Regions from separate parts of the Homo sapiens genome. Here region 1 is linked to region 2. A link is an interaction called in ENCODE POLR2A ChIA-PET data of the cell type or tissue named here. Cell type or tissue: A673. All regions are shown on one strand. Each heading gives the region's core, and the rest is flanking DNA. Links, peaks and the distances in the headings are about the cores only.

Region 1 (8,342 bases), core at 123-8,122, 150 kb after region 2:
ATAGCAAACATACTCTAACACATTTTGTAGGTATTTTTCCTGAAAATTGCTCCTTTGTTTGGTGTTGATTTTTGTTAAATTGTGATAAAACTTAATATCACATAAAATTAACTATGAATAATTGTGGCTTTTAGTACGGCCTCTATCTAGTTCTAAAACATTTTCATCATTCCAAAGTAAAACCCTGGACCCCTTAAGCAGTCTCTCCCCATTATTCACTTCCCCTAGCCCCTGGCAATCACCAATCTGTTTTCTGCCTATAAATTTATGTGTTCTGGATGTTTCATATCAGTGGAATCACACAATATGTGACTTACCGTATCTGGCTTTCACTTTACATAATATTTTTGAGTATGCATTGTAGCATGTGTCAGTGCTATGTTTCTTTTAATGGTTGAATAATATTCCATTGTAGTTTTATACCATGATTTATCCATTCATTCACTGGTGGATATTTAGGGTGATTCTGCCTTTTGGCTATTGTGGATAGTGTTGCTGTGAACATTGGTGTACATGTATTTGAATACCTGTTTTCAATTCTTTTGGATAAATACTTTGGATTGGAATTGCTGTATTATTTGGTAATTCTATGTTTAGCTATTTGAGGAACTGCTAAGCTGTTTCCACAGTAGCTGAATCATTTTACATTCCTATTAGCAATGTATAAGAGTTGTAATTTCTCCACATCCTTGCCCACACTTGTTATTTTTAATTTTTTATAGGTGTTGATTTTAAGCTTTAAAAACCTCAAAATTTTACTGAAAGTGATGCTTTTATAAAAGTTTGATGGGACATAACAGAAAATCAAGTATATTAATGCCTATTATAGAAACTAATAAAGTCTTTAAGTAGGGAAATATGAAGATCAAAATAGTATTTAATTATGAAGTTTATTGAGTGAATGATGGCAGAAGATTCATAAATATGACTGAGAAGCTTGCAATTTTACATGAAAGATATATGTGTTATAGGTAATACAGTATACAGTATTATGTATGTCTGTATTAGTTCATTCTCACGCTGCTAATAAAGACATACCTGAGACAGGGTAATTTACAAAGGAAAGTGGTTTAATTGACTCACAGTTCAGCATGGCCTGGGAGGTCTCAGGAAACTTACAATCATAGCAGAAGGGGAAGCAAACACGTCCTTCACATGATGTCAGGAAGAAGTGCTGAGCGAAGTGGGGAAAATGCCTTTTATAAAACCATCAGACCTTGTGAGAATTCACTCACTATCACAAGAACAGCATGAGGGTAACTGCCCCCATGATTCAGTTACCTCCCACTGGGTCCCAACCACAACATATGAGGATTATGGGAACTACAATAGGAGATTTGGTTGGGGATGCAACCAAACCTCATCAGTGTCTTAATAGTTAAGTACACATAAAACATTACTTATGTATTTCATTAAGATTATATAAAGCTTGTTTACCTAAGCTGCCATAATTTATTCATTATAGAATAATTATGTTACAGAAAATTTAGAAAATTGATGAAAGAAAAAAATACCACCCTAAACTCCACTACACTATTCAATTTCATCGTAGAATTTAAATTTCCTTTAAGCTTTTCAAAACTTTTGTTTTCTAGCAGTGTTTATACTGCTAGAGTAAATAACAATATATATATATAGTTATTTCCACATATTTCTCATGCTATTAAATAGCCTTCATATCTTGACTGATCGTATAGTATTACATTTAGTCATTATATCACAGCTATTAAGTATATTTAAAAACCTGTTGATTTTAATTGGGATAATTAGAAAAGTATCATGAAGGAGATAGCTTCACTTTGCCCACCTCATATACTTCATTTCTTGGCTTATGTGTCATCTCCTTTGGGAAATGATTTCTATGACTTCTCAGATTGGCATAGGTTTTGTGATTCAACCCCACAGTGCCCTTTATTTTTCATTCATAGCTCTGGTTTGTAATTCTACTAAAATTCTTAGTTGTGTGAGTGGTTAGGAACTATGTCTTCTGCCTACTCTACTCCTTTTACTCAGGGCAGTGTCTGATGTTTATCATTGCTTAATAAGCTTGTTGGATGGATGAGTGAACGTACAAATAAGGAGAGGAAGTCAAGAGTGTGAACAAAGGCACTGAAACATGTGCTGCTGGGGTGTTTGGGGAAACACGTAGGCTTGGGAGCTAAAGATCAGCAGTGAAATATACTGCTCTGTGTTTGAGAATGAGAAGATATATATGGGACAATGTCACTGGAAGATGAACCTAGAAAGAGTTGTGTTTACATTAGGGAGGTTTATATGCAAAATCTAGGCATTTATATTTTCTTCTGTCACGTTTATAAATAAATTAAAATATTATATTGTCACAAAGTTTTAAATGGAGACATAACATATTATAATCTATGTTTTAGCATGACACCTTAGTATCACACAGCTCTGTGTTGCAGTAGGTAAAGTCCAGAAACTGGAATGTCAATTAAGAGACTACTTTTATTACCAAGGGCATTGGTGATGAATTTATGAATCTAGGTTACTTCCATGGGAGTACATTAGCTATAAAAGCTCTTTGAGGAAGTGTGATCCACGAGGTTTAGACAATCATTAGCTGGTAGATTTTGGGAAGAAAGCAGAGCATGGGATGATTTAGGATTATAGAGTGAATCAAGCTGGTGTCTGTAGATTTTAGGCTAAAGATAAATAGGTTTTATTGTTATCTGCTTGACTCAAGATACTGTTATGGATCTCCACTACAGATTATAAGTTGGCCACATTTTTCTATACAAGACTGAATAGTAAATATTTTTGTTTTTGTAGGTCATATGGTCTCTGTCACAGCTACTCAGCTGTGCTATTGCAGTGTGAAAGCAGCCACAGACTCTATATAAACTAATGGTCATATATGTGTTCCTCTTATACTTCATTTATTAAAACAGGTAGCAAACTGGTCTTGGCCCATGGGGCTATAGTTTGCTGACCCTGGTTATATTACTGAGGTTTTATTTCAGATTATATTATTAAATTATAGTAGATCCCATTGCAGGTGATGTGATTTCCTTCAACAAGGAGCACCAATCACAAGTAGGACTAGAGATATAGACTGTTATATCTATTAGGTTTCTTGATTCCCCTCTCCCAGATATTTGTGACTAAATGTTGCTAAACAAAATTCATGGGAGGCCATTGTCTTTTACTAAGCTGTTGCACTTGGCCTTAACATGCCAGATCAAACCAGAATGGAGTCACTTGTGCTAGGTGCCATTTAATCAAATTGAACTTTAACATGTGCCAGTTTTCTGAAAAATAGGAGATTCGCAGCAGCCAATCAGAAGGGGCCTATTTTACCTGAGCCTATATGATAAGGAAGTCCCCTGTTTTAACCCTATAAAGAAAGTAACTCAAAAATGACCAGTCTGTTTTTTGTTCCTTCTTCCTGCTTTCTTTACCCCTTCTCTAGCTATAAAATCAACCATCTCTGCTCAGTTTATTGTGGCACTTTTCTACATTTTTAGATGAGATGCTACCTGATTAATGAATCATGTATAAGATCTTTAAATTAGATCTTTAAATGAAATTTGTTGAAGTTTCCTTCCTTCCTTCCTTCCTTCCTTCCTTCCTTCCTTCCTTCCTTCCTTCCTTCCTTCCTTCCTTCTTTCTTTTTATGTCAAGCAAGGCAGAGAAAGGGTGTAGAAAGAACCACATTAAGAAGTTTGATTAGAAAATCTAAAGCATGGGCTGGTGAGGTAGCTCACACCTACAACCCCAGTGCTTTGGGAGGCCAAGGTGGGAGGATTGCTTGAGACCAGGAGTTTAAGACCAGCTTGGGCAATATAGCAAAAACAAAAACAAACACCCAACATATATACGAAAAAACACACTGGGCCTGATAAACCCATGCCTGTAGCTCTAGCTACATGGGAGGCCAAGGCAGGAAGATCACTTGAGGCCAGGAGTTTTGAAGCTGCAGTAAGCTATGATCACACCACTGCACTTCAGCCTTGGTGACCAAGTGAGACCCCATCTCTAAAAACAACAACAACAAAAACTAAGTGTAATGGAAACTAGGTAGACGTACAGGGACTAGAGATTATCTGAGTGTTAAGAGCAGGTTTCTTGGACACAAGGAGAGTAGAAAATGTGGAAGTATAAATGCTATGTCTTGGAATAAAGACCTTCTAGAAATAGGTCTAATTCTACAGAGTCAAAGAATTGTACAGCCAAGGAATTGGGATGAAATAATGGAAAATAAACAAGATTCTAATGTGGAAATTAACCATGAAGCCAGGTGAAAAGCATCGGCTTTGGAATCAGACTACCTGGTTGGAATCCTGTCTCCATAATGTTTTGACTTGGGATGAATTTTCAGTCTCTTTCAGATTAGCTTTAATTTTCTCATCTGAAAAAGAGAGTTAATACTACTTTTAGGATTATTAAGAGACTGTGTCTGTTGAGTGCCTGGTATGATACCTGACTCACATTACTCTAAAAATGGCAACTAGTATTATCATTATCATATTAATTCCATTTTATTTTTATTGCATTATGGCAAAGAAGTAGCTATCAAAGCTGTTATGAATAGGATGTTGGACTGGATTCTAAATTCCCTTCCCTATGTAGGACTCCTTTTTTATTGATATTCCAGATTTCTTCAGTGATATTAATTTATTTTTCTGAATTGACAGTTTAAAGCAAAAATAATAAATAATGATTTTATGGGACTTCATGCAAAACGATTGTGGTTTGTTTGTTTTTTTTTTTTAAATACAGAGTCTTGCTCTGTTGCCCAGGCTGGAGTGCAGTGGCATGATCTCAGTTCACTGCATCCTCCGCATCCGGGGCTCAAGTGATGATCCTCCCACCTCAGCCTCCTGAGTAGCTGGGTCTACAGGTGTACACCATCATGCTCAAAACAATTGTTATTAGTAAGATGTGAAACTCTTCTCTTCCTCCTCCTCTCCCTCCTCCTGCTTTTCTGTCTTTAAATTAAATCACAAATTTAGATCGTGTCTGATTGTAACACATCAAAAATATTACTTCTTTTCATGAAATAGTACAGTAACAGGGTCAATGTTTTTCATTGGTTTATTTCAAAATAGGAAAGCGTTAAGAGAATCAGGCGGTGGACCATGCAGAGTTAAAGTTAGAGGAGATTGCTGTTTGTGATAATGACATTTCCTTCACTTCTGTTGAAAGCTATTCAACACGAACATGTGACTCTTTTACTAATTGTAATGCATTACAGTACCCCATAATCTATGAGAATGTTCACCTCTGCACTCTGCCTGTCCAGCTGTTGTCTAGAACAATTATCAGCGAGTTATTATTCCGGTATGAGCTGTGTCATGCTCGAAAGTGGGATGAAAAAAATGTTAATGAGCATGCATGAATGTTGGTTGATGAAGGTTAAGTGGTTGCAGATATGCCCTCTGCATTCTTTCCTATGAATGTTCAGACTGAGGCAATGGGTTCTGATGAGGGATTACAAACAAATGGTGCTGATTGACAGTTCTTGATTTAACATTAAAATGGTATCTAAAGGCAAATTCTGTGTTTCAGCTGAATAATAGACACAATGTTGTTGACCCCTGGGTGCAACTCAACACTTCAGCATCCATTTTATCTTAAGAGTTTTTTTCCCTTATCGTACCAGATTTTCAAATGTTCTCATTTTTGTATTACATTTTATTTTAAAGTTGTGCCTGGCAGTGGTGGTATAGTTAAAAAAAATAACATATCCGTTATGTACTTACATTTTTAGAAGAATAACTTTGCAATTTTAAGTATGATTGAATTAAAATATTGTACACAATAGCTGTCTAAGTAGGTAAGCATGGGCCAGTACTCATCAGCAACATGTTTGTTTCTCTTTGTGTGTTTGCATGTATTTTAAATGACTCAAGTGCTTTTTTAGCATTTGTTTATTTGTGTGCTACTTCAAATTAGCTGTCTATATACTCTTTAGGAACTTTTAAAATTTATTGTTGTGAACATTGTGTTTCATATGCTATCTATTGAGCATAAACTTCAAATACTTCTCTTTTTTTGGAAGAAATGAACAATGTAAAGAATGGTATCAGGTAGTGTTCGGGAGGTTTTTTTCTCTCATCACTTTCCCCATCATTAATAATCTTGAACTTGGTGCATTGTATCCAAACTGGATTCTGTGCTTTGTAAACTGTAAAATGTTGTGCAAATATTTGTTTTTACTTAACCATTTTAGCTGAAAGGACAATATAATAGGAACACAATGCTTTGCAACATGTAACAGAAGTACAAAAAAGTGGAAGATTGTTCAATCATCATAGGATTGTAAAGTTACTAGATCATAGCTATCATTTTCTCATTTAATAGATGAAAAAAATCTGAGCGCTAAGTATGGAAGCCATAAAAGTGTTGCCAGTAGAGATATCATTTGACATATTTGGGTTATTTGTTGATCATTGAGAAATATTTTCTTATTTTTTATGTCCACTATGGAGACAGCTCTCTGTAACTCACTGCCTACTTAATGTATAAGCTTTCAGTAATAAGCCAGAGTGTTCGTCTTCATTTTTTCTTCGTAAGCATATTTTTAATATGTGAAGCTTTCATTTAAATTTTAATTCATAGATTTTTAATCTTTTTTTGGTAAAATTATAATTGTTATGGAAAATACTTGTAAATTAACCTTGAGTCATGAAGGAAACAGGACAGAAATACTCACCTGTACCTCTTGACCCTGGTTCTCATGTCAATATTCCTCTGTGGAAGAGGGCCTCCCTATTTCCTAGCCCAGCAGCTTTGTGCTTAAGGACTATTTCTTCTCAGAGCTCTGTGATTCCTATTGTATTAAGTGCTTAAGTCTTAGTGCTAGTGTGGCTTTTTTTTTTTTTCTGTCAGCAAGTGAAATTGGATATACAAGTCATATTCCCTCAAGGCTAGCTGCTACTTAGTACTATGCCTAGGATTGCAGCTATCTGCTATCAGTAAGCAGGGCTCTCGTTTTGGTTACTGGGTCCATCATGGCAAATCATGCAGCCAGCTGAACAGTTATTCAGCCAAGCAGCAAATAACATTGGATGCCTCTCCCATGAAAGGTACTGTCCTAGCTCCTGGGATACAGTGCTGAGCAGATAACTTCTTGCTTTCCTATAGTATATAATCTAATGGAGAAGACAGAAAATAAATAGGCCAACAAAAATGACTGTAGTTTTTGAATGTGCTATGAAAGTAAATGAGCAAGGTATGATGAGGGGTGTGTTTAGAGAGGATAGTCATGGAAGGTCCTCAGATTGGAAAGAATCTGTGATCTAGGATCCATCAGAAGTTTAGTGTGACTGGAGACAAGGGCAGGAGATGAGATTTGAGGTGTGGATTTTTTGGAAAATCTTCAAAGAAACATTTGAGTTGTTTTGAAGCATGAGTATATGATTTTTGAAAGCAGGGAGGAAGGTGAGGGCCAATCCAGCAGTAGGAGTGGTAGGGGCAAAGGAAGCATTGGTACAATATTGAAATACCCCTAGCTTAGGGCATAGTTATGTAGATGTTGATGATGGTGTTGCTGGCCCGCAAGAGGGAGTGGTGGTGTTACAAGTTAGTTAGTGGCCAGTTATGAGCCTGGAAAGATTGATTACTAAGGGCAAGTTCTTTCCACATGTTTTGCCTCTCTCCTTTCTAAAAGGTTCTAAAAGGAGGTATAAAGGATAATAGCCCCCCCCCTTTTTTTCTAACACACAGAAAAGTTGCTAGAAACAAGTTAGTGTTAAACATAGTAGTTTTTAATTCAACTATGCATTAATAATAAATGTATATATTTAAACAAACTATCAAAAATCCCATTGTACACAAGGTATGGGTAGCAGTAGAAGTCAAATCTATCAATTTTTCTTTCCAAATTTGAGTCCTTACGATTCTGCTTCCTTGTGAAGATTGGTTATGTGTGATAATTTTTGAAACAAGTGTTCCTATTCTCCAGTTGTCTTCCAGAAAATAAAACTGCAAATGCCTAAAGCTTTTGGATTCATCTATATTTTAGTCAAATTTTCTTCTACACTGTATGGAAAACTTATTCAGAGCCATAGTTTGCTTCTTTCTCTGTATGTATACAAATGCATATATTTATATTTGGAAAATAGCTCTTCATAGAGAAGAGAGGAAAGGAATGCATTCCAGTTTTGTCCCCTGTTAATCATTCATGGCCTACATGTAATACCATTTACTTTGTGAAGATTTTCCTGGTCCATCTACTGAGATGTTATTGCCTCTTTTAACTTTCTAAGTCCTCCATCATTTTTTTTTTTGAGACAGTGTCATGCTCAGTCACCCAGGCTGGAGTGCAGTGACATGATTATCACACACTGCAACCTTGAATTCCTGGGCTCAAGGGATCC
Region 2 (8,342 bases), core at 224-8,223:
TCTTCCCATATTCTCCAGTTAGAATATTTGGCCAAAAAATAGTGTTTATGAGTTCATTATCAGTCTCTGGGTAAATGTCATTCTTTGGCTGCTGTTCTATTAATGAGCTAGCCATCTGACTTTCTTTTAATTTTAATGGGAATTGAGTAATCCAGTGTCTACTGGATAGTACAGTGGAAATTCAACCCCACTATTGGTAAAACCAAAAAATATAACTTTTAAATAATCATATTTCTGTTAAAAATGATTATTTAAAGGTTTATATAAGGACATAGTAAAGCTGATAGGCAAAATATTTTATAGCTGTTTTAAGCTATTTTATAGCTTCAATGTATTTATAGACATCTTGAATATAGAAAAGTAGTAATAAAGTTAATTCTAAGTTCCAGGTTCTTGGTAGTATTTATCTTTTAGTTTTCTAATTATGTCTAAACCCAATAAAATTTATTAAATTGCAGAACTAGATAAGATTCATTTAGTCTGCCCTGTTCAACAGTGTATAATGACCTTGAATGAGGTCATGAAATCTTCTGTTTTTTTTTATTTGGCACTAAGCCATTCATGGTAGTAAAAACCTTAGTGTAATGAAAAGCTTGACCGTTTGATATTGTGTGATGTCAAAGATGAATTCAAATGTAGTTAAGAACAGAATTACACTTTTAGCAGAACTCTGGATAAAATTGTGCTTATATGATGTTGAGCTCTGTCACAAGAGAGGGAATTAGGGGATCTTTGTGGACCTCTTAAGATGCTTAACCAATTTGTGGCTTTAATAATATAATGCTGGCAAAACAGAGACTGCTACCAAGAATAATTATGTTGGCTTTAACCCCTAAAACAAAACATAATGTTATTGAAATTAGATGATTGCTGTTGACTTAATAGGAATAAATGTTTGGTTTTGCTATTGCAGTGCTTCTAATTTTTATTTTCCAATATTATGCTTATTGGTCCATTATAATACTGTATTTCCCATATCCATTTTGTAATGCTAGTCATGCTCTGCCTGTCTGTAGTGTTTTTCCTTTTTGGTTGAATATCCTTCCACCTGACCATCTTCAGCAACTTGCTGCTTGTATATATTCACTTAATTCTGCAAATAGTCAATCATTTTAAATTTAATCTGACTCTCTGTGGTGTTAACTGTCCCGCTCAACTTGATGTATGTAAATTTAATGAGCATGCTGTCTTGCAAAATCCACAGCCATGAATGAAAATATTGAGTCTAACGTGTGTAATTCAGTTGGAAAAATGTCCACTCTCTCATTGCTGTTCTCTGCTTGATTGTGCCTTAGTGCTCCAACGAGTTGCATGTGTGTGCACAGGTACTAAGTTACATATTTCCCCCCCACCTCGGTTTTGCTAATAAAATGTGAAAAATATTTATTTGGTACTATTTTTAAAAAATCAGTCTAGTAGGGAGTTAGGGTCCCTAAAAACAGTAGCAAACTGGCAATTTGCTGGTGTGTGGGAACTTCTGGCCCCATGCAACTTGTAGGAAGACTCTTTGGGAATATCTTAAAAGTTGCTTGATTGACCTGGTTTCCAGGTAAGGGCTGCCGCTGACTAATTTGGTGTCCTTGTGCAAGTTACAGAATAGGTGTATGCTTTCATTCTGGATGGACACAGCACCACACAAGGTCACAAGTTTGGAAGTTTGGAATAGATGATGAAGTGAGTCTGGAAGGGACCTTGACCCCATTCATTCCTCAACCAGGTACTACTTGGCAGGGGTCAGTCGTTATATTGACTCTGTTCTAGGTCACTGAGGTTTAGTGTGGGTCTGCTAGTGTTCTCTGAAAAAGTGATGGATTTTAGCTTGGCCATCTTTGTGTCAGTGCCACGACCTGAAGATTTCTACCTCCAGAGTTGGAACTTATTCCCGTAACTGTTATCTGAAGATTCTTGAGAATCTTCTTAGGAGCAGCAATTGCTCAGTGTTCTAGTCTGGGGCTGTATCATCTCCAGCTTCAGTTCCATCTCCCAGAAGCTTACCTGCATCTCATGTTTGTCCTAAAATAGGATGAGCAAATTCTATTTGAGAACTTTTCTGACATCTTCTTTATTTAGCAAATATTTAAAAAGTGACCATTATGTTCCATGCACGGTGAAAGAGGCAGCAAGTATAGAAATATTTCTATTAAATGTTATCGGTGAGGGAGAAAAGAGTTACATATAAAGAGCCAGAGTTGAGGGAAGTTTTTTTGTTTAATTTTAATCCATTAAAGATTAACTTGCTTACATATTGATACTCAACCAACTGAGAGAATTTAGTGAAATAAAATAGAAGAGGATAATCGATGTGTAATGCCCTTTCTTGAGGTGGGAGGAAAAGGGATCTCGAGCATAAATGAATAGGAATGTCTTTGGATAAATGCATTGGTTGGGTAGGGAAAGATAGTAGTGTGCAAATAAAATGGTAAAACAGCAGAAAATGGAATTATAGCTTTCTTTTCATATAGGGAATTGAAATTTATTTACTGAGGGTGATAGGCAGAAGTAGTAGTTTCACAGTTCCTGAAAATAGCTAAGGTTTGAAATAAGTACCATATGAAATGTGAAAAGAGAGAGACTAGTAAGATTTGCCATAAATGTTGTAAGAATTGATGAATCAACAGTGGCCTGCATTGGAAGAAAATGGAAGGGTCAAGAAACTGGAGGTTTTTACTGGGGCCAAGAAAAAGATGGTTTGGGAGTGGGAGAAGTGGCAAGATGGAAGATTGAGGTCAGAGATAAGGATTATGGAGATTCTGATGATGCCTGTGGTGGACAGGTTTTAGATAATGAAAAGGTCCAGGTGTGGTCATTAGGACTGTAGCTGAGGACAGTGGAAGTGAAGCTTGCATTGGCAAGGAAGCCAAGGACACTCTAGGGCAGGGGTGCCCAATCTTTTGGCTTCCCTGGGCCACATTGGAAGAAGACTTGTCTTGGACCGCAACTAAAATACACTAACACTTTTGATAGCTGATGAGCTAAAAAAAAAAAAAAGAAATCGCAAAAATATCTCATGGTGGTTTAAGAAAGTGGTTTGAATTTATGTTGGGCCACATTCAGAACCGTCCTGGGTGCAATCTGGACAAGCTTGCTTTAGGGCCATTGTGGGTGATAGCAAGGTGTGGAGTGTCAGAGGAATCAACCCAAGTTGATGGCAGTGGAAGTGTTCAGTCAGATGTTACTAGCCCCAAGGAAATCGGACTTTAGATGATAACATAGATAAATAATATGGAAATAAGAATGAGGGAGATGAGATAGAACAGAGTTTAAATCTAAGTTAAAGAACCATGGTCAACTTACAGAATTTTCCTAAACCTCAGCTCTCTCCTCAATAAAGAGGACATACCTCAAGTTACTGAGGATTAATTAAGTAATGCTTATGAATGTTTAGCACAGTGCCTGGCTCAAGAATTTGACCATAGTTTAAGATTACAGGAGTACTAGAGGTCTTTGTAAAATGGTTCTGGGAGAATGGGTGAGAAGGTCAGTGCATAGAGCAGGTTTGGAATGAAAATAGGAGGAAATGTAAACAGTTGGAGAAGTTTGTGTTTTGAATGGAATTCTGTTACCTGTGTCTGACCTACTTAACCCTTCCTCTCAGGACCCTTGGATTTGTCTTGATTGTGGTTTCCTTAGTCTCCTTTCCTCCCTCAATTCAGTGTGTATTTACTATAGCCGAATATTCTACAAACCTCTTCTTTTTATTTAGGGGATATAAAAAAACTTCTTTTTTTTTTTAATAATGATGTTCTGTTTTTCTTTTTTTACCCCAAGTTATTTATAAAAAGTTCTATTAAAATATTTCAATTTAGTCTTTTAAAATAACTCTTTATTTTGAAATAATTTTAGACTTATAGAAGAATTGCAAAAATAGTATAGAGAATTCTTGTATACCTTTCACCAAACTACCTCTAATGTTTACATCTTATATAACATTAGTACAATTATTAAAACTAAGAATTGAATACTGAGACGATATTGCTAACTAAACTACAGACTTGCTTCAGATTTTGCCAGCTTTCCCACCCATGTCTTTTTTTTCTTCCAGGATCTAATCCAGGATCACATCTTGCATTTATTTGTCATGTCTCTTCCAGTCAATGACAGTTCCTTATCTTTTATGAGCTTGATACTTTTGAAAAGTTATGGTTAGTTATTTTGTAGGGTGCTCTCAATTTGGGTTTGCCTGACTTTTTTTTTCCTTGTGATTAGATTGAGATCTATTTTGGGATAAATACCACAGAGGTGATCAGCCTTCTCATTATATCATAGCTGGAGGTTTGAAATATCAATATGTCCTATTATTTGTGGTGTTAGCCTGGACAACTTTGTTAAGGTGGCATCTGCCAGCTTCTTCCCTTGTAAAGTTAGTATTTCCCCTCTATAATTAAGGAGAAAAAGGATATCTGCACAGTCTTAAAGTATCTCCTCAATTTATTTTGCTTTTTAGGTTATAATCTAATACTATCATTTTATTTTTCAAATTGTTCTAGTTTTGGCCACTTAACAGCTCTTTCAGTTTGGCTCATGTCCTTTTGACTTTCCTTCCTTCCTTCCTTCCTTCCTTCCTTCCTTCCTTCCTTCCTTCCTTCCTTCCTTCCTTCCTTCTCTTACTTTCTGGTACCACATTAATTTGGTCTTTTTAATTCTAGTCTTTTTGGATGACATAGCTGTGTTCCCACGTATTGAATGAAAAAAAAAGCTTTCCAAGTATTGTACTTCTGAAATCTGTTCCTAGTGCTAGTCAGATCAGCACAGTGATTCTGTTTAGATATAGATTTTAATTAGAAAGTAATTGGCCAAAGGGAAACTATTTTTTTTGCTGTTGCAACTCGGTTTCCCCTGGCAAGCCGAGAGTGGTCCCCAACATATAGTGGTTCGATTTAACGATTTTTCGACTTTACAGTGGTGAAAGCAACATGCATTCGGTAGAGACTGTACTTTGAATTTTGATCTTTTTCCTGGGCTAGCTATATGCAGTTTGACACTCTCTTGTGACGTGGGGCAGCAACTGAGAGCTGCAGCTCCCCTGTCAGCCATGCAATCATTAGGCTGAACAACTGACTGTACTGTGTCCCCAGCATTTTTTGGATATTGTGCTTTGTGTTTTCGCATCCCACCATGTCTACAAAATGTGCATCTGTGTATTCAAAATGTTATTATAAAATAGCATTTGTGTTAGATTATTTTGTCCAACTGTAGGCCAATGTAAGTGTTCTGAGGATGTTTAAGGGAGGCTAGGCTGAGCTGTGACATGCAGTAGGTTAGGTGTATTAAATGCATTTCTGCATTTCAATTTTTAATGGCTTTTTTGGGACATAACCCCATTGTAAGTTGAGCATCTGTATATTAAGGAGTACTATGAATGAGATAATTCATAATGTATATTACTAACATATTAATAGAACTTTTTAATAGAACTTTAACATCAAAAACAATAATATGCTCTTCAGAGAGATTAAAATTTTGAATAGGTGACTTGGCAAATGATGTTTTTGAGTGTGATATATTCAGCCCAATAGCCAGTTGATAAGATTTTTCCATTTAAAGGGTAGAGATTTATTTCATATATCCATGGAAATTTTAACCTCATTCAGATTACTCACTGAGCCTTATGTATTTATGTTTACTTTGTATTTCCTGTTCAGTATTTTACCTATAATAGATATTTAATGAGATACGTACATATATCAGCATACTGATATATTGAGGTAAACAGCCATTTTAGAGCCGTTTTACAATCTGTGTCTGCAGTGTCATTTTGTACCTATGTAGTGTGGTAGCACAGTAAAGCAGCATGTTTTACTGACCTGTGTTTGAATGGAAGGAGGAGTTAATACACAATAGTTTATATTGCCTTTTTTTTTAAGGTCAGCTATATGTGTTTCTATATTTATTCTGTTCAATTTATTCTGTTCAATTTGTTTCTATATTTATTCTTTCAATTTGAAAGAAGTCTTATTTTAATATCAAGTAAATTATTTTCAGATGGTATAGTAGGTACTTTTAGTACCCCCTCCCAGCTCCTTTTTACCAGGCTGGTGCACCCATGCCCCAGGTGATGAGTGTTGGCTTCTAATAGCTTATAGATGCCCCTTTCTCCAGAGATTTGCCCTCATCAGAACTAGGATTCTGCAGCTGATGACTAACTTGAGGTTGTTGAGGCTGGTTTCTGCTACCAGGCTATCCTGACTGTGGTGCATCTCAGGGTGAAGTGAGAATCCACCAGAGGCCACCTTTAGTATGTCTTTTTTCCTCTTTTGTCTTACCTCCTTTACTTTCTTATCCTGAGAGCAGCCCCACCTGCACCTGAATCCCTGTTTCAGGCTCTGCTTTTAAGGGAAACTGACCTTAGATAATGGAGATACAACATGATAATTTTGAGGAAATATAAACTAAGAAACATAAAAAATGATAACTTGCTCACTTCTCCCCCACTGACCTTCACCAAGTCCAGTTTCTTAGATAGCCTTGGGAGATGCTTCACCCTTCTGGAATTGCAACATAAAATATGGATATGCATTTTTTAGGAAAAAAAGCTCCCAATAAATTTTCTAAGGACTTCGTGACCCCCAGAAGTTAAGTGCCACTGCCTCATGGAGTTTTCTTCTTTCAGCCTTGTTTTCCATAAATAGAAATTCAAAATATATTCTAATAATACCATACCCCTCATGCTTTCATGCATATTTTCTCTCTACTGCCCCCTTATTTCTCTCTCTCTCTCTCTTTTTTTTTTTCTTTTTTAAAGGGCAGAGCTTTTCTTACGCTTTCAAATGCCATTTCCTCCTGGAAATATGGAGGATGACCTGTTAGATGAAGTTACATGCCTAGTGGGTATCCCACAAAAGTTTAGGGTGTTATGTAGTTGATTCCAAACTTTTGTATTGTTGTCTTAGTCCATTTTTATGTTGCCATAAAGGAATACCTGAGGCTGAATAATTTAAAAAAGAGGTTTATTTGGCTGTCAGTTCTGCAAGCTGTACAAGAAGCATGGGACCAGCATCTGCTTTTGGTGAGGGCCTCAGGGAGCTTCCACTCATGATGAAAGACAAGAAAAAGCTGGTGTGTGCAGAGATCACATGGTGAGAGAGGAGGCAAGGGAGAAGGTGGTGGGGAGGTTCCAAACTCTTATAAACAGCCTGCTCTCATGGGAATTAATAGGGCAAGAACTCAATCGCCCCCACCCCAGGAAGGTCATTAATCTATTCATGAGGGAGCTGCACCCATGACCCAGACACGTCCCACTAGGCCCTACTTCCAACATTGGGGATCAAATTTAAATATGAGATTTGCATGGGATAACATCCAAATTAGAGCAAGTATTATTTGTTTCCTTTTGGTTTTTTATACTAGGACTGTCATCATACTTTTGTCAGGAAGGCGAGTGCCATATTTAGGCAAAAGAGGTGGGATAAACCAGAGGAAGCAGCTGGGAGAATTTTGGGTTTCTCCCTTAATTCCAGATGTATCACTACTAGTCAGAGTTCTCCAGAGAAACAGAACCAATAGGATGCCTGCCTGTCTATATGAGAGGGGATTTATTAGGAGAACTGGCTCACATGATTATAAAGGGCAAGAAGTCCTACAGTATGCTATCTGCAAGCTGGAGAACCAGGGAAGTCAGCAGCGTGGCTCAGTTAAGGCCCCAAGTTTTCAAAACCAGGGAAGTTGTTGGTGAAACTCAGTTGGAGGCTGAGGTGGCTTTAAGGCCTGAGAACTCCAGGGAGAGTGTCACTGGGGGAAGTCCCAGGGCCCAAAGCTTGAAGAACCTGGAGTTCTGATGTCCAAGGGCAGAAGAAGTTTGTCTCAGCTCCAGAAGAGAGAGGGAGACTTAGCCTTTCTTCTGCCTTTTTGTTCTATCCAGGCTTTCAGCTGATTAGATGGTGCCTGCCCATACTGAGGGCGGATCGTCCTTACTGACTTACAGTCCAATGATTCAAGTGCCAATCTCTTCTGAAAGACGTACCTAGAGATAATGCTTTACCAGCTATGTGGGTATACTTTAAGCCAGAAGTCTAACCTAAAATTAACCATCACACCTAAAATTAACCAACCCCCAAAAATAACAATCACAACCACTTTTTTGTATGAACTGGTGTTATCATGAAGATGTCTTTCCAAAAAGAAAGCAGAGGCCTTTTTAAAAAATTCTTTCTACTACTCACCTTGAAATTTTATTTCAATTTCAGCCACAACTAAAGGGCTTTCTGTTTTTTGGTATTCTGTGTATATTAAGTATTTTAATTTACTAAAGAGACTGGGTAATGTTTGGCCATTAGCCTGAAAATAAAAATAAAGTGAATAATTTAAAACAGAATTTTCCAGTGCTCTCAGATTGCCCCACGTTT

Evidence for each region. Peaks named below come from ENCODE experiments on the same cell type or tissue, not always from the same donor. Only the 100,000 strongest peaks of a DNase experiment are listed, where the experiment ranks them.
Region 1: POLR2A ChIA-PET joins it to region 2 with 40 read pairs; 2 of 35 experiments call an interaction of 5 or more read pairs at or near these places.

Annotation. Positions count from the first base shown.
Region 1 is chr13:59,944,124-59,952,465 of GRCh38, reverse strand. All of the region lies in intron 17 of DIAPH3 (diaphanous related formin 3), which reads left to right. Among named protein-coding and RNA genes, the nearest start is that of DIAPH3-AS1, 64 kb to the left of the region's middle. In A673, for the core only: no CTCF peak of the experiment used is centred there; DNase peaks (open chromatin) are centred at 1,275, 2,085, 3,595 and 5,305; H3K27ac peaks cover 5,890 bases.
Region 2 is chr13:60,096,168-60,104,509 of GRCh38, reverse strand. The region is part of intron 3 of DIAPH3 (diaphanous related formin 3); the gene reads left to right. Among named protein-coding and RNA genes, the nearest start is that of DIAPH3-AS2, 44 kb to the left of the region's middle. In A673, for the core only: no CTCF peak of the experiment used is centred there; DNase peaks (open chromatin) are centred at 4,289 and 4,669; H3K4me3 peaks cover 306 bases; H3K27ac peaks cover 8,000 bases.